Linked DNA regions of Homo sapiens: regions 2 and 3 are each linked to region 1. A link is a loop called in an ENCODE intact Hi-C map of the cell type or tissue named here. Cell type or tissue: Calu3. All regions are shown on one strand.

Region 1 (8,000 bases):
AAAAACCCTCTCATAAAACATAAAACACTGCAATGGGGTATGTCCATGAGGCATGAAAGCCCACCAAAAGAGCTCTCTATGGCCAAAGCTGGAATAATCTGAGCAGCAAAATAGCATGGTGTTGGAGTAAATGCAAAGTACAAAACAAATATCCATGATTCCACACAGATATAAATAAATCATTGAATAACTAACTTCCTACACCATCAGTGTAGGCTGTGCACAGTAACTTCCACAGAGAGCAATAGGGAAGGGGAGAAATAATAATTTTACACTACAGAAATCTGACAAACACGATCTCAGCCAGGTGATCACAGTTAACATCAAGAGTGATGTCATGTTCCAATAATAAGTAATGAGACTGAAGCCGTAATAAAAAGCCTCCTATCAAAGAAAAGTCCAGGACCAAATGGCTTCACTGTGAATTCTACCAAACTTTTAAAGAAGAACAAATACCAATTCTACTCCAACTATTCCAAAAAATAGAGGAGGTGGGAACACTTCCAAACTCATTCTGTGAGGCCAGTATCACCCTGATACTAAAACCAGACTAAGACACATCAAAAAAAGAAAGCTACAGGTCAATGAACAATAGGATGTGTTTTACCCAGTTATGTGCAATACTAATCCTCCCCTTTGCAGTATACAAATTTCAATTTTTTAATGTGCCTAACTACAGTAAACATTGCCTTTCTATCACATAAATTCTTCTATCCGTCAGAGGGCCACTCAGGGAAGTTCTTCACTGGGCTACTTTGTTTCGCCTGAGCAAGCAAGGAAACTCAGTGTTTATATTATTGAAGGAATGTCTTTGACATTCTTTTAAAAAAGACATCCTACTGAATGAACCTGTTAGCTTTCCTTCATCTAGATTGAAGTTTCTCAACCTTGGCACTATTGATGTTTCAGGCTACATAATTCTTTGTTGAGGGTGGGGGTGCTGTTACGTGCACTGTGGGATAATTAGCCTCATCCCTGGCCTCTGCCTTCTAAACATCAGTAGCACCTTCCCTTCCAGTTGTGACAGTAGAAAATGTTTCCAGACATTGCCAAATGTCCTCTGGTAGGCAAAATTATCTCTAGTTGAGAATCTGTTGTTTAGATCAACAAAGGACTTGAAGGTCATGAGTGGCCCTCTTGAGTTTATGTTCCCGGGGTCTACTTTTTCCAGTGGTCAGTAACTCAATGATGACAGAGTTTTTACTGTCCTCACTTAGTCTGGTTTGTATTGTAACCAGCAGTCTTCTGTGAGTAGTACACAACGCCACTATGTTGTGCCCAGAGCTGGTTGATTGAGCTCCCATTCATTGTTTGTGGTCTGTTTGTCCACTACATTTCTACAGAAAATGAGAAGTATTTGTTGTCAAGATTTGGAATACATAGTTAATTGGATCTTCACTCAACCTGTACCCCATCTACCTGTCCTTTGTGTCTTTTCCCAACTTCTTTAACCCATACGCAGACCTTCATTGGCCAAAATATGGACCAAAACTCAGGTGGAAAGTTGCTCTGTGTCATTCCTTGCACATTAGCACATTATCTTTGTCATATTTGGCTTACTTTCCTCTGAATCCTATGATAAACATGGGGCCTCTGAGCTCAAAAGAGTCAACAATCTGAAGGGAATCCCAGTTTCTAATGGTGTATTCATTATAATGCTAACTTCTATGTTTATTGGTTTATAATCTAATATATTGCTGATAACATTTTGAAAAGGGGAAACTGAAGGATTTCTAGAGAAAATGTAATTCCATATTATTAAAATATGTCAATTCCTTAAGAAAAAACTGTTTTGCTAAAGTTTATCTTACAAATAGAAAGACTTTAACTTTGAGTCAAGTTAATGGCCATGCTTACAATGTTACTATGTATGAGTTCATGTCACACTAGAAAAAAAGACCTAATAACAGAACTGGAGGACTTTAGAACAAATTAAAAATTTTAGTAGGTGGCATATAAATATAACAAAAGTTCAATAAAATTTGGTAAATACTTAGACATTAGACAGGGTTAATATCTTCTTTATTTTATCATAGTTTCAAAATAATATTAACATAAAGGGTAGCACAAAAAACATAATGTTAAAATAATGGTATAGTTTATGCAAGGCATGAATTTACTTACTATGGAATGCCTAGACAGATGGGCTAACATTAATTTGGCAGAATTTTACAATTATGAACATGCCAACAGCTGTTCAAGCAAATTAAATTATAGTACCCAATATCCTTATGAAATGGGTTGACTCATTTAATTTGTCTAATATTTTAAAATAACAATTATTCTTTTATTTTTTGACCATCTTAATTCTCTAAGAAACTATTTATATAATAAATTTACATGTTAGATTTAATGAAGACGTAATTGCCTCAGAAAAAATTAATAATCTTTGTAAAGTCAACATAATCCAAATTGAAATGTTTGTCTCATATTACAGAGAAAATTTTAATATCCAGACCATGTTATGTAAATGGATTTTATAAGTCATTAAGAAAAAGAAATAACTTAGAAAAATAGCTAAACAGAGTGAACAGTCAATTAATCTGAGAGAGAGAAACTGGCTAAAAATAATTTGTAAAGACTTGATCTCACTAAAGGAAGAATAAAAAAGAAAACAATTAAAATTTTATTTGATCAGATAGGCAAGCATTACAATGATTTATAATAGAATTGTTGAGAGTTAGTAAGATGTGCAAATTTATTTCATAAGAGAGGTAGTATAAATTAATATATCCTTCTTGGAATCCCATGTGATAAAGTCTCTCAAAATTCAATTTCAAGTGATATATATTTTAACCCAAAGAAAGTTTTCCTACTGTAGATGCACATGTTTTCTTAAGTAAACATTCATGGTCACCTTTTATGTGCCAGGCACTATGTGAGATACTGGGAATAAAATGGCAAATAATATTTACCACAGGATCATTTTAAATACAAAAATTTGCAACCAATTAAAATTTCCATGCTAAGAGGTTGGTTATACGAACTTACAATATAGTATTGTGTCAACCTTGAAAGAACAAAGTAAGTCTGTAAGAACTGGCATTTTAAAAAATTTATCAATATCTCTGGATGAAATATAAAGGATTAAATTATATGTAAATAAATGTTGACAAACTGTATGATATATTTCCTTTCTGGTAAAATAAATTTAAATATGCATAGAAAGAATACGGAAGGTTATCTACCAAAATTTTACCACTAAATTGTTAAATTGTTAATTTTGTTTTGAATCATTAGGGTCACTTGCCTAAGTCAATAAATAAATGAATAAGGAAGTAAACTAATCAAGGTTAGATCATCAAACATTTAACTACCTAATTTTTAAATTGTATTATTCTTTACATGTTTTTCCCCAATAGCATGAGCAGAAAACTTCATTAATGAAAACTATTAATGGAAAGACCCTAGCATATAAAAATTCTTGTAATTTATTTCAATGGTCTTTACAATGAAGCAAATCTAAAATGAAAAAAACTCCCTCAAAACATAAAATTATGTCAGCCTCTTTATGTTTCCCCTCTCTGCCTTTTACCTGGGACCTGGTGCCTATTTTCTTTAGCCGAATGGTGGCAGCATTTGAACACTGTTACTCATGGCCTGCTGGGCATGTGCCCCGATTAGGCAAAACCAGGGTTAGTATGATGTCCTCAGATAGGCATGGCTAAATGAGACCTCTATGCTGAGACCATATCAAGAGGCTCCATAGTGCCTTTGTATGAAAATACCTCAAAGAAGAAAATAATATCTACCTTTGATTGCCATGTATGAAAATTATACATATTTTAGAATGTTTTAATTTTTAGAAAGAACTTAATATAAATTAAACAACTTGAGAATTGGTATTAGTGCTAGTAGTGCTTTTCACAATTAATTACATATATTTTTTTACTTACACTCTTGAAAAGGACACTTACTAATTCTGAGTCTTAAATTACTCCTGCTTCTCTTATTAAAAGAAAAGTAAAACATGTTTAATGTGTTTTCTGGAGAATGGTGAAGAGCTATTTTAAAGCAGTCTGTTTCAGTTTTAGGAAATCAGATTGTCACCATGTGAATGTGCTCATTGGCAGGATGGTACATAGTTTTCATATTCACCATTCTCTTGGAACCTAACACTTTGTCTGAAATGAATAAATAAATGATGTCTAATTCACCACCTGATGATTAGTTTCTTGGAGCTGCTGTTCTGGTTAATATCATCATAAAATAATACTAAAATTTGTTCATAAAATATAATTTTATGGATTTGCATTTTTAAAATATCTGGAGCACAAATATTTAACATGAATGTTAACAAAACATCTTTGAGACTTTTACATTGCTTTTCTTGCAGTGTGTGAGTGTGGTTTGGTAAGCAGTTTTTAAAAATCACCTTTAATAATTTGTGGTTCATAGCAAAAACATTGAGTGAGATACTGAAATGTTCATATAACATCAGTAAAAAATTATTGTGTCAACTGTTAGCAATTCTATTATAAATTAAGAAAATATATCTTCTGTTTAGCTATTCCAAATCCATGTTTAACCACATACTCACCTAAATCTTGCACGAAGACTTAAACTCTCTAAAGTTCTGCTTCCTCATCCATAAAGTGAGGATGAAAATACATCTGTTATCTTAGGAATAGTCACTATTTGGGAAGATTCAATATGATAATGTATGTAAAGCACTTAGTATGGGGCCTGGAACATACTGAGTTTTATAGAGAATGCTCTAGTTTATTGTGACTGTGGAGTATACTTCTGGAAGTGGGAAATTTCTGGATTAGAGCAACACAGTGTAGCAATGATAAATGGGGTAGACTTTGCATAGGGATTCATCTCCAATTATAGGCATGGCTTACTGCATGAATGCATTTGTGTGTGTGTGTGTTTCTGTGTGTGCATGTGTGTTAACTTTTCTCCAGTAGATGGAATGGATCATTGTCAATACTCAGCCTCATTCTGGCCTATGATTTTTGTTACTGCAGAGATATTTCTATCTTGTGTTCTAAAAATATATTTGAAAAGCTTCACCAGTGGAAACTGAAAAACAATTTTTTGGTGTGTAACTTTTATATTTTAGAAATTTTTGGCCATGATTGTTCTCTATCATGAATTTTAGAATCTCTGGCCAAGTTCCCAAATCATAACTTTTGGATTTGTTGGGATTGAATTACATTCATCAGTCATTAAATATACTTCTAAAGTAAAACGTGAACAAGTCAGTCAAAAATTCCAAAATTGGAGTGACATCAGCAAGATGGCAGAATAGAAGTTCTCCACCTCCACTCTCTCCCCACAGAAATCCAGCTAGCAACTGCCCACAGACAAGAATAACTGTGGGAAATCCCCGAACTCAGGAGTGAGGCTGAGAGATCCACTTGGACCACCAAAGCGAGAAAAACCATGTTCAGGAGATCAGAGGAATGGTTCTCTTTGACTGCACCACCCATACCCCAAGGCAGTACAGTGCCACACACAGAGGATTCCCATGGACCCATGGTTTCTACAGTGAGAAAAATGAGTTGGAGGTAGACATTCAGTTTCCATACAATTCTGGGACCCTTCATAGAAATCTCACTCCTGTCAGCCTATGGGAAACATTGGGAGTACCAGCAGGATTACATCATGACTAGCCAACAGCATAGTGCTACAGGAACACAGTCCACAAGTTTGCCAGGATTGAGTCCCTAGCCAGCTACTCCATACAGCCTTGGTACTCACAGAGAGAGCATGTGGCCCCACTCAACCTAAACTGAAGAGCAGTGACTCCAAAAAGCCTTGGTGCTCTGCTTAAGCCCACCATAGTCCAAGAGGCAAGACTACATGCATATCTATGAAACATGGCCTCTGGCCCTGCTCATCTTGTGTGGTTGAGCAGCTACCCCAGCCACTTCATCCAGTCTCAGAGCCCAGCGTATAATCCTGCACAACTACAGATTCTGAGCAACAGAATCATCCAGCCAAGGAAGAAAATCTACAACCCTGCCCATTCAGAGACAAGCATAGAGTCCAGCCAGAAGCCCCATTTGACAGTAGAGTCCAGTTAGTGGTCTCACCAAACCACAGAGTACAACCAGCAGTACCATTAGACCTCAGAGCACAGGAAGTGACCAGTCCAACTAGGACACCTGAACCACGGTTAGCCTGTCTGAGGTTGCTATTAGCTGATTCCTCCAGAATCCCAGGCTAGACTATATAGTAAAGTTCTATCACCACCAAAGAACACCTGCAAGGGCTGGAAGAGGTGGCTGTCTGCTAAAACACACAGGTATCATTATAAGGACAGAAAGATTATGAAAAATCAGGAAAATATATGATACCACCAAAAAAAAAAAAAAAAAAAAACTAATACAGCTCCAGTAATAGACCTGGAAGAAATGGAGATCTATAAAATGACCAAAAAATAATTCCAAATAATCAACCTATAAAGAAATTCAGAAAGCTCTAAGAAAATTTAAATAGAAACATAAATAAAATTTGGAAAGCAATGCATCAACAAAATTAGAAGTTTAACAAAGAAATGTAAAAATTAAAAAATAAAAATCCTAGAGATAAAGAATATAACAACTGAGAAAAATCCAATAGGTAGTTTAAATAGCAGACTTGATCCAGCAGAAGAAAGAGTAATGATCTCAAAGACAGGACATTTGAAATTATCCAATCAGAGAAATAAAAAGAAAAAAGAATGAAAAAGAATAAATAAGACCTACATAAATTATGGGACACCATCAAGCAAAAACTATCCACCATATAATAGGAGTTTCAGAAGGAGAAGAGAGATATAAAGGCCTAGAAGGCATATTTAAGAAAATAATGGCTGAAAAATCTCCAGATCTAGGTAAAGATGATAACATTCAGATATAGAAGCTCAGAAACTGGCAGTAAAATTCAACCAAAAGAGAAGTTCACTAAGACACATTATAATCAAATTGTGAAAATTTAGACAAAGAAAATACTAACAATAGCAAAAGATAAAAAACAGATCACATTCAAAGCTTTCAGCAGATTTCAGATTTTTTCCTGCTGTGTGCAGCCTAGGGACTTAGTGCCCTGCGTTCCAGCTGCTCCAGTCTGGCTAAAAGGGGCCAAAGTACACCTCAGTCCATGGCTTCAGATGGCACAGACGCCAAGACTTGGTGGCATCCATGTGGTGTTGAGCCTGTGGGTGCACAGAAGTCAACAATTGTGGTTTGGGAACCTCTGTCTAGGTTTCCAGGGATGTATGGAAATGCCTGGATGTCCAGGAAGAAGTTTTCCACAGGGGTGAAGCCGTCATGGAGAACCTCTGCTAGGGTAGTGTGGAAGGAAAATGTGGGGTCAGAGCACCCATACAGAGTCCCCACTGGGGCACTACCTAGTGAAGCTGTGAAAAGAGGGTCACTGTCCTCCAGACTCCAGAATGATAGATTCACTGACAGCTTGCTCCGTGCACCTGGAAAAGCTGCAGACACTCATCACCAGTCCGTGGGGGTAGTACACTGGAAAAGCTGCAGACACTCATCACCAGTCCATGGGGGCAGTACACTGCAAAGCCACAGGGGTGGAGCTTCCCAAGGTCATGAGAGCCCACCTCTTGCTTCAGTGTGACCTGGATATGAGACAGCGAGTCAAAGGAGATCATTTTGGAACTTTAAGGTTTAATGACTACCCCATTGGGTTTTGGACTTTTATGGGGTCTGTTGCCCCTATGTTTTGGCCAATTTCTCCCATTTGGAGAGGGTGTATTCACCCACTTCCTGTACCCCTGTTGTATCTAGGAGGTACCTAACTTGCTTGTGATTTTACAGGCTCATAGGTGGAAGGAACTTCCTTGTCTCAGATGAGACTTTGTACTTGGACTTTTGAGTTAATGCTGGAATGAATTAAGACTTTGGTATACTTTTAGAAGGGCATCATTGTATTCTGAAATATTAGGACATGAGATTTGGGAGGGGCCAGGAGCATAATGATATGGTTTGGTTGTGTCCCCCTCCAAATCTCATCTTGAATTGTAGCTCCTTTAATCCCCATGT
Region 2 (8,000 bases), 87 kb after region 1:
AATATTTTTGTGGACGATTTTCCTAATTTTTAATGCTGTTTTGATTTTCTGTTTATGCCATAGAGCTCAACTCAGTTAAATATGAAGTAAAATCAACCACTTAAAAAAGGGAAGCCCATGTATTGTGCTGTTGAATGATAATGAAATTTTGAAAATGTCCAAACTAACATTCCACCTTCCCATTTGCTCACCCCTGGGCCCAGGGTCAAAAACTCTCCTAGGAGTAGGCAAGTGTCCTCTTTAGGGGAGTTGTTTATTGTTCAAAGTGGACCTTATGTTTCGGCTTCTCCGGAATCATATCTAAGAAGTTCAGATATTCCTCTTCTCCATGCCAAGACAGCCTACAAATGGGAATTATACTGGGTGTCAGAGCATTCCCTTGACAGGCCCAGATGCAATGACAGCTCAGGTGTCCTCACAGGATCTCCTCCTCTATCTTTTCCACAGAAGAACTCATTTTATCATTGGTTTCTTTCTTCCGATACTGTTTTCTGGGGGGTGGTGGTGAAGGTCCCTTATTTCATGAATGCCATTTTTAGCTTTAGATTTATGATGTTTTTGTTCCAAAACAAATCTCTACTAATTCTAAAGTGTAGACACTATTTTCAAAAAGAGAAGACTTGAAAGAAATGTTCTCCCACAGAGGTTTTTTTTTCTCCTGTATTATTCCAAGCTACTTAATTATCTAATCACATTTAGAACTGTAGATATGTAAGTTAATCTTATACAACCTTGTATATTTAATGCATGTTACCTAAACTGTAATTTTCAGTTCTAAGTTAATTGTTTTATAGAAAATGGCTACATTCAGACTTTCCAAAATAGGCCTTTATGTTCATTAGGTCTCCTTGTTACATACCAGTTCCATAATTCTTAAAATAAAACTTTATTTCCTTGGCACTTGTATTGGGTAAAGACATTAGCCTTGGAAGGACTGGCTAATATTTATTGACCAATTCAATATATTTCTCAATATATTGAATTTACCTCAGAAAATAAAGTCAATGCTTTGTAAAATTGTATGAAATAATGATGTTATTGAATTATACTGACACTGAAGCAGAAGTAGCCAAATAATTATTTAAGGATATCACTGTACTCTTCCAGAACATGAAATGGTTGAGCATGTCATACAATGCAGGCACAAAGCTTCTTTCACTTTGGTTGTAATGTCTGCTATAAAATCAAATAAAGATAATATAAACACAGTAATGAAACTACTACTAATTGTGAAATCTTCCATCAAAGGCAATCTCAATTTTTGGCTTTTTAACCTATTTTTATATAATTACATTTTTAATGTAAAATATTAGCATTTCAAATGCAAAGTTATATGAAAAAATATGCCGTTTCATTCCTTTCGCTGTCCCTTCCCAACCCATTTTCACTCACACCGATGGGCAACTAATTAAATAGTTTCTCGTTAATCCATCCTGCATTTTCTGTTTGTTGGCTTGTTGTGTGTGCTTTTTAAAAATAAGTATATCTACATTTATATTTACTCTACCTGATTCTCCATATTTATTTATCCCTTATTTGTTCCTAATTTCTTCCAGAAAAGTTAGAATACTATATATATTCCTTGGTACCCAGATTTTTTTCACTTATTTTTTTTCCTGGGAAATTACTATGTATGTCCTCTTAGAGATATTTGTCATCTTTAAATTTTTGTTTGTTTGTTTGTTTGTTTTTACTAACTACATAGCATTCCTCTGTGTGGATATTCAGTAGTTAATTCAACCAATACCCTATATGTGGCGATTCAAAATTATCAAACACATTTCAAATACAAGTAATATCACAATGAATAACCACCCCCCCCCCATATTTCATAGCAGATGTATTTTTAAGGTGAATTCCCAGATGAGAGATTGCTGGTTCAAAAGATGATTGCATAGGATGTGTAGTTCTGAAATAAAATGGTCTAGACTCACATTTCTCTGCTTTTCCCCTTTAAATGCAACTACATTCCCTAGAGACTATTCTACAGTGATGACAGGACTCTGAATGAGGAGAAATAGATACATAAAGACTGGCTAGAGACCTTGAGACTTTATAAATGTCATCATAAATGGTTCTCTGGGTTTTCTTTTATCTCTAATATAATCCTTGATTGGGCACCAGAGAGGTCTGCAACCTGGAACTGTCAATAGGAATACACAAGAACACCAAGAAAAATTGCCCTTTCTGGCCAAAGGACAGAAAAGTGGAAGATCAGCAGAGAACTAGTAGGGAACCCAGCTCCCATTCCACAACCTGAGCACCTGTAGGCAGTCTAATGCATTGGCAGGAGTGGCAGCAGCACAGAAGGAAACCCTAGGCCATTCTAGCTTCCACTCTACAACCTAGGCATCAGAGAGTCGTGTCATCTGCCTACAGGTCAGCAGTGTAGGTGACCTTCATTCCCTGCCCTCCATACCTGCAAATTTCACCCCACTAGAAGGTCAACAGGTGGCCCAGAGAAGTGATTTCTGCCCACATAGATGGTTCCAGCAGACATTGAGTGAGAGCTCAATAACATCAGAAGAACCAGAACAGAATAACATTGTAAGCGCTGAGAAAACTAAACTGCCATTGGAACTGAGTCCCGCAAAAGTATACCAGAACCTATATGCTAAACAAGGCTACCGTGTACTATGATAGAAAATTTATATAGGATCCAGGGATTTACACAGGATCAAGCATAATAACCAAAATGTCCAAGATACAATCAAAATCATTTGGCATACTAAAAGTGAGACAAATCACAATTTGAATGAGAGATGACATTCAACAGATGTCAATATGCAGATGAATCAGATGTTGAAATTATCCGCTAAGGATTTTAAAACAGCCATCTTAAAAATGCTTCAATATCTAATGGACATTTATAGAGCACTTCACCCAAAAGCAGCTGAATACAAAATTGTTTTAAGTGTCCGTAGAACACTCACAAAGATAGAGTATATCCTGAACAATAAGACATACCTTAACAAACCTAAAAAATTAAAATCATAAAGAGTATGTTCTCTGACCATAATGAAGTAAGCCAGAAATCAATAAGAAAATTCCTCAGGATACAGAATGAAAAAACATTAATTGCATTTCTATACGCTGACAAATGGATATTAAAATTTTAAAAATAGGACTATTTTTAGTAACTTTAAAGAAACTGAAATACTTAGATTTAAATCTTATAAAACAGGAGTGATGTCACCAAAATGGCAGAGTAGAAGCAAGCTGGCTTCACTTTCCCTTGACAGAAAACCTAAAAAAAAATACGGCACTAAGATTATCATCAGCAATATTCCAGAACTCAAATATGAAAATGAGACAGTTCCTGGGTCGACAGAGAAATGAAAAAAAACTCTGTGCAGAGGGTGAAAAAAAAATCAGACATTTACATTTGAGATCCCTGTTCCTTGGTCTGCCAGGCACAAAACCCAAGGAAAATTTCTCCCTGACTCATGATTACTATACAGGAAAACGTGAGATCAAGGGGGACAACCAGCTTCCCCACCATCTTGGGTTCCTTGGCAGAAGACCCGTCCCTCCTCAAACCGTTGGAAACATCACAAATGCCCAAAGGGAGAAAAATTCCTGAGGACAGCTAGAGACAAAGCGGAGAGATGGGACTAGCATCCACAGGTGAAAAACACTGCTCTGTATCGAGGCCAAAGGAGATGCCAAATCAGAGTAGCTGTTCAGCAGCACAGTGCTTTAGCGGGTACACGTGGGTCTCCTGAGCATGAACTTTTAGTCAGCCTTCCTACACTGCCAGGATGCCAGGGTATTCTCTTTGGGACCTTCCCCATCCAGGACAGGCAGCACTCTGAACTTCGTTAGTGCCGAAAAGGCAAATCTGGGCTAAAATGCCATCTAGTGCTGGAAAGGAGGTAGTGACCCAGCAAAAAGATACTGAACAGCTACATCGCAAATAAATATCTAAGCAAACATACTCAATAAAAACCCAAACAAGCCAGATAGAGTAGAATTAATAACTAATTCTTCAATGCAAAGACATATATATATATATATATATATCCACAAGAAACAACACTAGCAAATGGTGAACCATGACCTCCTCAAACAGACAAAGAAAGGAGCCAGTGATCAACCCCAACAAGAAGGCAATAGATAAACTCTCCAATCAGGAATTCAAAATAGCAGTTTTTAAGGAAACTCAGAAATCTCCAAAATAACACAAATAAGCAATTCAAAAATTTATCAGAGAAATTCAATGAAGAATTTGAAATAATTTTTAAAAATCAAACAGAAATCCTAGAACTTAGAGGTATATTTGCTTAACTAAAAAGTTCATTAGGGGCTTTTAACAGTAGAATAAATCATGCAGAGAAAAGAATCAGTGAAGTCAAAGACAGGCAATTGGAAAACACACAGTTTGTGAGAGAGAGAAAAAAAAAGAATGAAAAGGAATGAAAAATGCCCACTGTTAAGAATTAAAGAAAGAGGAAAGAAACAAAAAGTTGCTCCACAGTCAAGGACAGGTTTATTTTAGAGAAAACAAACCTGAGAGGGGCGTCTGGCTGAGTTAGGTCGTGCCCACTCTCTTACTAAGAGTTTTTAAGGATTTAGGGTAGGAGAGCTTATCAGAGGCTTGGACTGCTTCTGTGTCTCTTTTGTGTCTTTGTTGTGCTTATCTGGGAGGGAGAGTTGTGTGTCTGTTCCCATACATCCCTGCAGCTGAAGGCATACCTGCAGGGTCTGCTTTTAGCTTCCCTATCTTAGTGCACCTGAAGGGAAAGGAATGTGATTATTAAGGCCCACTGTTTTACTGGGGCCCGTTGTATGAGGGTGAGGTTTCGCAGTTACCCAAGAGACATTCCCCACACCTCCCTTCGTGCCCAAGCAGCCTCATCTGTGTTTTACTGTCTGCTCTTTCTGGCTGCTTGTAGTTGGAAGAGAAGTGATTTCCTTGAAGTGCATGAGGCTAGAAAGGGAGCTGGAGCTTAAAATGGTGGTGTTTGTCCGAAATGATGGTGTCCGAAATGATGGTGCTCCTGCTCTGTCACCCACAAGATATAAAAAAACTACCTTAAAAGAAAATCTAAAAATTATTGATATTTAAGGGGGATCTGAGAAAAAGAAAAAGATAGAAAGCTTATTCAATGAAATAATAATATAAAACTTTCCAAAACTTTAGGAAGATATAAATATTCAGGTATGCAAAGGTCAGAGATCACCAAACAGATTAAACCCAAGTAAGACTACTCCAAGTCATGCAATAAAATTCTCAAAGGTCTAGGGTAAAAGGGGATCCTAAAGACAGCCAAAGGAAATAAGCATAAATGTATAAAGAAGCTCCAATTTGGCAACAGATTTTTCAGTAAAAATCATATAGGCCAAGAGGGAGGAGGATGACATATTCAAAACAGTAAAAAAAAAAAAAATGCCTACTGAGAATATTATACCCTGAAAAGTTATCTTTCAAACATGAAGAAGAAATATAGTTTTTTTCAAAATAAACAAAAACTAAGAAAATTGATCACAACAGACCTGTATTACTAGAAATCATAGAGAGAATTTTTCAGTTTGAAAGGAAAAAGACTGACATACAAAAATAAAACATAAAAAGGCATAAACCCCCCTCATAAATAAGTACAAAGACAAGCTCAGAATACTGTAACAAGATTTTGGTATGTAATCCAATGAACTCTAGTATGAAGACTAAAAGACAAATCTACCAAAACCAATAGGTGCTACAGCAACCTGTTAAGAGATAGTCAGGATAAAAATATTTCAATTGAAACAACAAAAGTAAAAATGTGGGGGGAATGAAGTTAAAGGGTAGAGTTTGTCATTTTTCCTTTATTTCTATTATTTTCTTTGTGATAAAAGATAAGTTGCCATCTCTTTAAAATAACTTGTTATAATTATAAGATTTTTGCAAGCCTGATGGCTACCACAAAGCTAAAACCTATAAAAAATGCACTAAAAATAAAAACAATAAATTAAAACATACTACCAAAGAAAATCACGTAAGCACAAAGCATGACAGCAAGAAAAGAAAAGAGGAATTACAAAACAACCAGAAAACATGCCACAAATGGCGGCAGTAAGTCCTTACTTATCAATATTAACATTGATATAAAAGAAATAAATTCTCCAATGAAAAGATATAGAATAAATGAATGCATAAAGAAACAAAATCCAATTATATGCTGCTTATAAGAAGCCCACTTCACCTGTAAAAACACACATAGACTGAACTTGAAGGAATGGAAAAAGATATCCTATGCAAATGGAAACCAAAAAAGAGCAGGAATAGCTATATTTATATAAGATAAAATAGACAACAAATCAAAGACTGTAAAAACAAACAAACAACACTCTTTTAAAAAAGAGGTCAACTCAGCAAGAGGATATAACAACTATAAATATCTATATACCCAACACAGTAACACTCAAGTATATAAAATGAGCATTAATTGATCTAAAGAGAAAGATGAGTTGCAATACAATAATTGTTGAGACTTCAACACCCCACTTTCATTAATGGACAAATTATCTAAACAGAAAAATCGACAAAAAACAGCAGAATTAAACTACATAGTTGACCAAATGGGCCTAACTGACATTTTCAGAACATTTCACTCAATTATTGTAGAATGTGCAGTCTTCTCATCAGCACATGAAACATGCTTTAGAGCAGGCAGTATATTTGATCACAAAACAAGTCTCAACAAATTCAAAAAAGTCAAAACTATATCAATTATCTTCTCAGACAAGAATGGAATAAAACTAGACATCAATAACAAGAGAAGGCTTGTAAACTACACAACATGCTCCTGAAGAAATTAAACAACGTGCTCCTGAAGGACCAAAGGATAAATGAATAAATTAATTTAAAAATTAAAAAAATTCTTGAAACAAATGAATATAGAAATACAATATACTAAAATCTGTGGGATACAGAATAGGGAAGAGGGAAGTTTATATCAATATGTGCCTATATAAAATAGTAGTAAGGTTTCAAATAAATTACCTAATGATATATCTCAAGGAACTAGAAAAACAAAAATAAACTAACCCCAGTGATACTAGAAGGGAAGAAATAATAAATATTACAGCAGAAATAAATGAAAGCGAGACCAAAAGAACCCCCCAAATCAACAAAACAAAAAGTTGGGTTTTTGAAAAGATATACAAAATAGACAAACCTTTTTCTAGACTAAGAAAAAAAGAGAAGACTCAAATAAATAAGATCAGGAATAAAAAAGCAAGCATAACAACTGATACCACATAAATACAAGGAATCTTTAGAGGCTATTACGAACAACTATACACTAACACTTCGGAAAACCTAGACTCAGTGGATAAATTCTTGCACACATACAAAATACCAAGATTGAATCAAGAAGAAATAGAAAACAGACCAAATGTGATTTACAAGATTGAATCAGTAAAAAATTTTCTCATCAAAGATCAGCTTAGAACCTGATAGTTTCACTGCTGAATTCTGTTAAACACTTAAAAAAGAATTAATATGAATTCTATTGAAACAACTTGAAAAAATTGAAGAAGTGACAATACTTTCAAATTCATTCTAAAAGGCAGAATTACCCCAATACCAAAACCAGACAAGGCGACAACCAAAAAAGAAAACTACAGACCAATATCCCAGATGAACATAGATGCAACTATTCTCAAAGAAGTACTAGCAAACTGAATTCAACAACACATTAAAAGGATAATTTATCATAATCAAGTGGGATTCATTCCAAGGATGCAAGAATGGTTCAATGTATGCAAATTAATAAACATGATATATCACATTAACAGAACCAAGGACAAAAACCATATATTCATTTCAACAGGTGTTGAAAAACCATTTGATAAAATTCAGCATCTCTTTATGATAAAAAGTACTCAACAAAATGGGTATAGAAGGAATATACTTCAAAACAATAAAGGCATATATGACAACCCCACAGCTAACATCATACTGAATGGGGAATGCCTCTAAGCTCTGGAACAAGATAAGGACATTCACTTTCACC
Region 3 (8,000 bases), 140 kb after region 1:
CAAGACCAGCCTGGCCAACATGGCAACACCCCATCTCTACTAAAAATACAAAAATTAGCCAGATGTGATGGCGGGCACCTGTAATCCCAGCTACTCAGGAAGCTGAGGTAAGCAAATCGCTTAAGCCTGGGAGGCAGAGGTTGCAGTGAGCTGAGATCGCACCACTGCACTCCAGCCTGGGTGACAGAGTGAGACTCTTTCTCAAAATAAATAAATAAATAAACAAATAAACAAACAATGAATAGAGCTATAATCCAATAACAAGTATACTATAGTTTTTTTAGAAACGTACTTTTTATCTCTATAGTCACCCCAATTTCTACCTGAGTTAATCAAAGTAAGACTAATTTGTTTATAAAAATAAATTTACTCTCATCATACTTTGCCTGATTATGTAAGCACAGCAAAAATAGTGATTGACAATATAGGCCCCTTTTTCACGTTGAAGACTTCTGATACAACTATGAAGCAAATCCTTATTTTTTTTTTTTTTAAACTTGTTTTAGGTTTAGGGGTACATGCTATATAAGTAAACTTGTGTCACAGCGGTTTGTTTTACAGATTATTTCATGAGCCAGGTATTAAGCCTAGTACCCAATAGTTACATTTTCTTCTCCTCTCCCTCCTCCCACCCTCCACCCTCAAGTAGACCCCAGGTTCTGTTTTTCCCTTCTTTGTATTCATGAGTTCTCATCATTCAGCTCTCACTTATAAGTGAGAATATGTGTTATTTGGTATTCTATTCCTGTGTTAATTTGCTAAAGATAATAGCCTCGTGCTCCATCCATGCTCCTTCAAAACATGATCTTGTTCTTTTTCATGGCTGTATAGTATTCCATGATGTATATGTACCACATTTTCTTTATCCAATGTGTCATCGATGGACATTTAGGTTGATTCCATGTCTTTGCTATTGTGAATAGTGCTGCAGTGAGCATTCACGTGCATGTGCCTTTATGGTAGAATGATTTATATTCCTCTGGGTATACACCCAGTAAAGGGATTGCTGGGCTTAATGGTAGTTCTGCTTTTAGCCCTTTGGAGGATCGCCATTCTCCTTTCCACAATTGTTGAGCTAATTTACACTCCCACCATCAGTATCTAAGTGTTTCCTTTTCTCCGCAACCTCACCAGCATCTGTTATTTTATGACTTTCTAACAATAGCCATTCTGACTGGTGTGAGATGGTATCTCACTGTGGCTTTGATTTGCATTTCTCTAATTCTCAGTGATATTGAGCTGTTTTTCATAAGCTTGTCAGCCACATGTATGTCTTATTTTGAGAAGTGTCTGTTCATGTCCTTTGCCCACTTTTTAATGGGATTGTTTGTTTTTCTTGTAAATTTGATTATGTTTCTTATAAATCTGACCTTTGTCAGATGCATAGTTTGCAAATATTTTATCCCATTTTGTAGATTAACTGTTTACTCTCCTAATAATTTCTTTTGTTGTGCAGAAGCTCTTAAGTTTAATTAGATCCCATTTGTCAATTTTTGGTTTTGTTAAGATTGCTTTCAATGTCTTTGTCATAAAATCTTTGCCCATTCCTGTGTCCAGGATGGTATTGCCTAGGTTGTCTTCCAAGAGTTTACAATTTTGCTTTTTACATTTAAGTCTTTAATCCATCTTGATATGATTTTTGTATATGGTGTAAGGAAGGGGTACAGCTTCAATCTTCTGCACATGGCTAGCCAGTTATCCCAGCACCATTTACTGAATAGGAAATCTTTTACCATTGCTTATTTGTTTAGCATTGTTGAAGATCAGATGGCTGTAGGTGTGCAGCCTGATTTCTGGGCTCTCTATTCTGTTCTACTGGTCTGTGTGCCTGTTTTTGTACCAGTACCATGCTGCTTTGGTTACTGTAGCCTGTAGTATGGTTTGAAGTCAGGTAACATGATGCATCCAGCTTTGTTCTTTTTGTTTATGATTGCCTTGACTATTCAGGCTTTTTTTTTTTTGGTTCCATATGAATTTTAAAATAGTTTTTCCTAGTTCTATGAAGAATGTCATTGGTAGTTTGATAGGAATAGCATTGAATATATAAATTGCTTTGAGCAGTATGCAATTTTGATAATATTGATTCATCCTCTCCATGAGCATGGGATGCTTTTCTATTTCTTTGTCTTTTCTGATTCTTTGAGCCATGTTTTGTAATTCTCATTGTAGAGATCTTTTACCTTACTGGTTACCTGTATTCCTAGGTATTTTATTCTTTTAGTGGCAATTGTGAATGGGATTGCCTTCCTGATTTACCTCTCAGCTTGGCTGTTGTTGGCCCCTTTAAGTTTACTTTCCTGAATCTTTTTATAAGAAATATCAGATTTGTCTTTTAAAAGCCTCTCAAAGCTATAATGTCAAGCCAAGGACTCATCATCAAACTTTGCCTGCAATACCTATAGATTTTAGTGAATTCCTCTTGTCTTGGGCTCTCCAAAATATCCTGAGGTTCCTGGGCCTGCCAGGAAGTGAGAGCCACTATGAGGCTGAGAATCTTTGAAGCTAGATGTTCTTTGTATCTTCTCAAATATAGTATCCCAGTCAGAGTCTTAGTAATATAACCGGTATTTCCAATTCTGTCCTGTTATAAAGAAAACAGAGTCTTATTGAACTTTTGCAATTCACTGTATTGCCAAGAAATAAGAAAATCAACAAGTAGCTTTGTGAATTCTGGAAGAATCAGGTAGGGAGAAAAGGTAAATATTTTAATTCTGTTTACAAAAGCGTATGTTACCAATATGCTATAGATAGCTTAAGAAAAAATTTAAAATTTCCTTAGTTCAGGAAAATAAAACATTTAAGAACCTCCAAAATTTTGAATAGAAAGTCAAAAAACATTATCCTCAGCAGAATGAACATCATGCAATTCTTATTTTGCTTGATCTTGTTACAGCTGTTGCATGAAGCCATTAGGTTTTTCATTAGAGTTTTAAAAATTCTTACCCAGTCCAATGATAAGATCACAAAGTTATCAGCAGCAATCTGTATTTCAGAGTACCTGTCAGAGTCTTTTTCATGAATGTCCTTGAAGATAAGGCAATTTTAAACTGTAGCTGATTACAAACACTTTCAGAGAAGAATCAAAGTAAAGCAATTAACTGTCCATGAACGACAAGAGTTAAATTGCCCATTGTTAAAAAATCTGATGACAGCTTATTATAACAATAATGTAATTACAAGGAGATGTGGTTATTTTTGTGACATAACTATATTTTAGACTTGGATGTTACTACCTTTTAGGATGTAAAGAAAAAGAGATTGAGTGAAGTTAGAAGCAATTTTTTTAAACTTGAATATTACAAATGTTAACTTTCTATATGCTCCAACTTAACTGAACCTTAGAATTGAATTCTATATTGTGTTTGAAAAACAGTGGTAAAAAAAGGGAGAAGCAAGCTTTTGAGAAATGCAACTGCTTAGATTTATAAACTAGACAACTAGCAGCATCTAGTGGTCATGCTCATGATCAACCCCTGTCTTCATTTTCATTGTTGCTTGGAATTAACTTGCATTCCAAGGCTTGGCAGATATTTTGAATTAAGTAAAAACCACATGTGAAAAAAAAACAAAAAACTTAAACTAAACATCAGTTTCAATGTATATGTGTTGTAAACATACAACACATATACTGTTGTTTATAATTGCGTTCAATTTCTGATAGAATTTAATACATTGAATAAAACTTATCTAAGACAGTGTTCAGCTGCTTTATTTGTCTTAAGAAGGGTTGTGATTTTGCCACATTTAGGGGACTGGACTTAATTTTATCAATTTCAATATTAAATGTTCAGTTGATATTTTGGAACTATTATGGAAAACTGTATTATTTTAACTGATAATATTGACATGGATTTTGAACAAATATTTATTTTATTCATTTGTTTGAAATTGAGTTATAAGCACAACAGTTTTCCATCCTTGAAAGCACATGACAGTGAGGTTTATACACATGGTTAAAAAATGATAATAGGTAATAATTACTTGGTGGCAAAAGAAAGGTAGCCAGGAGTTTTTATGATTCTCATGACCAATCTGCAAATAAATAATCAAAAGTTGAATGCAGATTAAAAACTGTCAGGAAATGGGTGATTTCTACTAACATCATTCAAATGCTCTAAAAATTATCTATTTCACATGCTGATAGTATGTTACATGGATACTAAATACACAAGGATTATAAGCAAAAATGCAGGAGGGGAAATGGAAGAAAGAGACTAATGACGTTTATGCACCTTTCAAGTGCCAGGCACTGGGTTGTGCTTCATGTGCATCCATCATTATCCTTCATCTCCATGACAATTCTACTGGCAGGTGTCTTTGTCCCCCATTTAATAGATAATGGAATGAAGTCCTGCTCCTGTGATCACACAAGTAGTAAGTGACCAAGGTAAATTTGAATTTGACCAAATCTGACTAAAAATTGATGTTCTCAGAGTTTATCAACTCATTATATACACAAAATCTATAGTCTGGGAAAAAAAGTTTTTTACAATATCAGCATTTTTTTAGTCCTGTCATTGTTTTGCAAGCCCTGAAAAGACATAACTTCAGAGTAAAGGAGTGAACAATGTGCCATCCCCAAATATGCCTACTTGGTATGTTGATTATTCTGAGTTAAAAACATTAGAGAAATAATTTCAGAAAGGCTGAGCTGACCTATCTCTTTCTACCTGCAGCAAACAATAAAGATTCCTCTGGAAGGGGTACTCTCTCCATATCAGGGTCAGAAAATAGCCCGTATCACCAGAGACTTGGAATTGAAGGCTACAGTGGACCTAAATAAACATAATTAATGAAGTAATCCTCATCCTTCACCTGTTTTACACTTTCCCATGTATTTCTTAGTAACTCCCCTGGAAAATTTTTACCACTGTAGCCAGATTTTCTTTGTCCTATCATTTCTTCTCAAATCTATCACTCTATGTCTAAAAAGTATCAAGGCATCTTGCTTTGGCCACTTCTTTTGACTTCCCTCTCTTGTGAAGAACCCCATGTGCATGTAAAACTAATAAAATTTGTATGCTTTTCTCTTATCAACCTGCCTGGTGTCAATCTGGTTTCTCCATCCAGCTGAAGAACCTATTAAGAGTTAAAAGGGGGGTTGGAGGTGACCCCTGGCTCCCTACAAGTGTCATCTGTTATCTTGAAAGATGCTCCACTGGTCAAGCATGACTCTTACTCATCAGTGAACAAACATTTTCATTTTACACATTTATTCAACTATTCTCTCAGGTACTTGTAGGACTGGAGAACAAAACAGGTAGGACATTGCTTTCATGGAGTTATGGTCTAGTTGGGAAAGATGTAACAGGTTTCAAAGGTAATAAAACTGTGCTAAACATGAAAGGAACAAATACACAATGCTTGGAAATGTTTTGAAACCTCCACAATTAAAGATAAGGCTTAAGATAAAAATCTAAGTTAGAAGTGGTATTACAAAATAAATGTATATAGCATTAGAGATTTATTCATTCAAAAATCATACATTTTGCACCTACGATGTGGTGCTGTTGATATCAAACAGATGATACAAACAGCCTAAACACCAAGAACTCAGTAAAAATATATGCAAACCATTATTCACAATACTGAAGATACACTAGTGTACAATATGTACTATAGTGGTAGAGGAGAAGAAGGAATGTTGGTGTCTGCTTTGATGAAACTTGCAGAGTTCACAAAGGAAATATTCAAACTCTGTTGGTTACTATCCAGATTAAGGTGTAACAGAAGATAATGACAGAGGAGTCCACATAAAGGCAAGAAAGAGATGGAGAGAAGTAGATGAATTTGAGACATATTTAAAGGCAATAATACATTAAGGGTAATGTCTCCTCATTATGATAGAATAGTACACCCTTCCCAAGTAAGTAAGATGAGAAGAAGCTGTTGACTGTGTCTGGCACACTAACTGGTCTAAACTGACACGTTCCCTTTCCTTGAAGCCTTCTCAAATGGTCAATAATTATTCGTTTCCTATTTTGGCAATACTGTTTAATATAGGTATAACATTGGTCCTTAGTTCTTTTTGAAAGTATATTTATTGTCAAAAAGTTAAACTATATATACCTCCATACTTTAGGCCCACAGCAAGAAAGGGCACTTTTATACTTTTTGGTACATAAACGCATGCACACACACACACACACACACACAGGCACTCACAGACACACACTTAATAAATGAGAACATACTACTCACAACTCCACTGTCCCTCATTTTACCCATCTGTCTGTTTGTGTGTCGGATAGTACCACATATCAATCGTTATTTAGATTGTTTGCAATTTTGCACTATTTAAAACAGTGCCCATCTGTGTTTATTTTTCATGGCCTAATTTGTGATGATAACCTAGAATAAATTCCTGGAAATGAAACTGCTGAGTTAAAAGGTAAATATTTTTTAATCGATATTGTCAAATTGCACTCAACAATTTTGTTTTACTTTATATTCTCACCAAGAAACACATTAAGTTCCTGTTTCTGCACACCCACACTCAGTTTAGGAAAGCTTTAAATCTGTGCTTCTATGATAGATGAAATATGATACTTAAATGTCAATTTGATTAACTTATGAGTTTGTGTACTTTACCCATTTTTTATTTTATTATTTTTGTTTCTCTCGTTGTATATGTGTGCTTTGAAATTGAAAGTATAAATGTTTTAATTTCAAAACCCTTATCTACATTAAGTCCTATGTATAAACATTAACTTTTTATTTTAATTAAATTTAATTAGTTTAAAAATATTTTAAAACTTGACTATGTAGTTTAAATTTTAACCATCATTTATATATATGTATGACTATACATCTACATATCTACATCATGTATTGTAAAATACAGAGGAAGAATTGTCATACTCCTTTCTAAGTTTGTATCAGATGCCAACATTGTATCTTCCAATGATGTGAAATATCTTAGAGAATTTCTTTCAAGTGAAGTATTTGTGCTGTTACCACCACCTCGTCTTCAACATCTTTGTCCTTTTTGTCAGAACCACTTTCCTTATGCATGTCATTAAGTGGGAACTTCACTAAGTTCCTCTGGCTGTGTAATTAGAGTCTCTTAATGGCAGCTATTTTCCCATAACTCCATTCATATTTGACTCACATTTCCCTGCTGGTGTTACTTTTTGTTTTTTTGCTGCACTTTTATGTATGTTGACTTCTTTAATTCCCTCTTTGGATTATTCACTTTTATAAAATGTCAGGTGGGTTTTTCAGTAGGAGACCAGGAAGCAACATAACAAAATGCTTTGCTGTCTGTGGGAACTGAATTACAGATGTGCAGTGAACATTCACTAACAAACTTTAAAAGAAGTTACATCATTGGCCACTGATCACAATGTATCCATGTTATTTACATAAGCATTTACGGTCTGAAAAGCTAGCAGCAACATTTGTACTTTACTCTGTTACTCAGTTAATATACTGTGAAAACTAAAATTTGAACTGCGTTGTTGGGGAATTACTATTATTTGGTATTATTTAACTAAATCATGGTAATTGAAATCTGTACATATTGGAACTGTGCAAGGAAGGACTATCTGTATACACGTACATATGTGTGTGAGTTTATTTCAATACCATATGTACAAATACATGGTGTTAGTTTATTAGTGCTGCCATAACAAAGTACACATACTGAATGGCTTAAATAACAGAAATTTATTTTCTCACAGTTCTGGAGACAAGAAGTTGAAATCAAGGTGTTGGCAGAGGTGGTTTCTTTGAGGCCTTTCTCCTTGCTTTGTGGATGGCCATCTTCTCCCTCTGTCTTCACATGGTTTTTCCTCTGTGTGCTCATATTCCCATGTCCAAATTTCCTCTTCTTATAAGGACATTAATCATATTGGATTGTAGCCCGCCATATAACCTCACTTTAATTACCTCCTTAAAGGACCTTTCTCCAAATACAGTCACATTCTAAAGTACTAAGTTTAGGACTTTAACATGTTAATTTTGGATGGCCACAATTCAACCCAAAACCCTCCAACTCT

The links. A loop is a pair of places that touch in the nucleus more often than their neighbours do. Peaks named below come from ENCODE experiments on the same cell type or tissue, not always from the same donor. Only the 100,000 strongest peaks of a DNase experiment are listed, where the experiment ranks them.
Region 2: a loop joins it to region 1, with 10 times the contacts of the local background. A loop is called at or near these places in 19 of 110 quality-filtered maps.
Region 3: it touches region 1 in a loop (11-fold over the local background); 11 of 110 quality-filtered maps call a loop at or near these places.

Annotation. Positions count from the first base shown.
Region 1 is chr6:127,551,048-127,559,047 of GRCh38, forward strand. No RefSeq gene overlaps it. Among named protein-coding and RNA genes, the nearest start is that of C6orf58, 22 kb to the right of the region's middle. RefSeq lists a silencer at 3,517-3,666. In Calu3, no CTCF peak of the experiment used is centred here; a DNase peak (open chromatin) is centred at 3,594.
Region 2 is chr6:127,638,345-127,646,344 of GRCh38, forward strand. No RefSeq gene overlaps it. Among named protein-coding and RNA genes, the nearest start is that of LINC02536, 22 kb to the right of the region's middle. In Calu3, a CTCF peak has its summit at 3,855; a DNase peak (open chromatin) is centred at 3,837.
Region 3 is chr6:127,686,847-127,694,846 of GRCh38, forward strand. No RefSeq gene overlaps it. Among named protein-coding and RNA genes, the nearest start is that of LINC02536, 27 kb to the left of the region's middle. In Calu3, no CTCF peak of the experiment used is centred here; no DNase peak of the experiment used is centred here.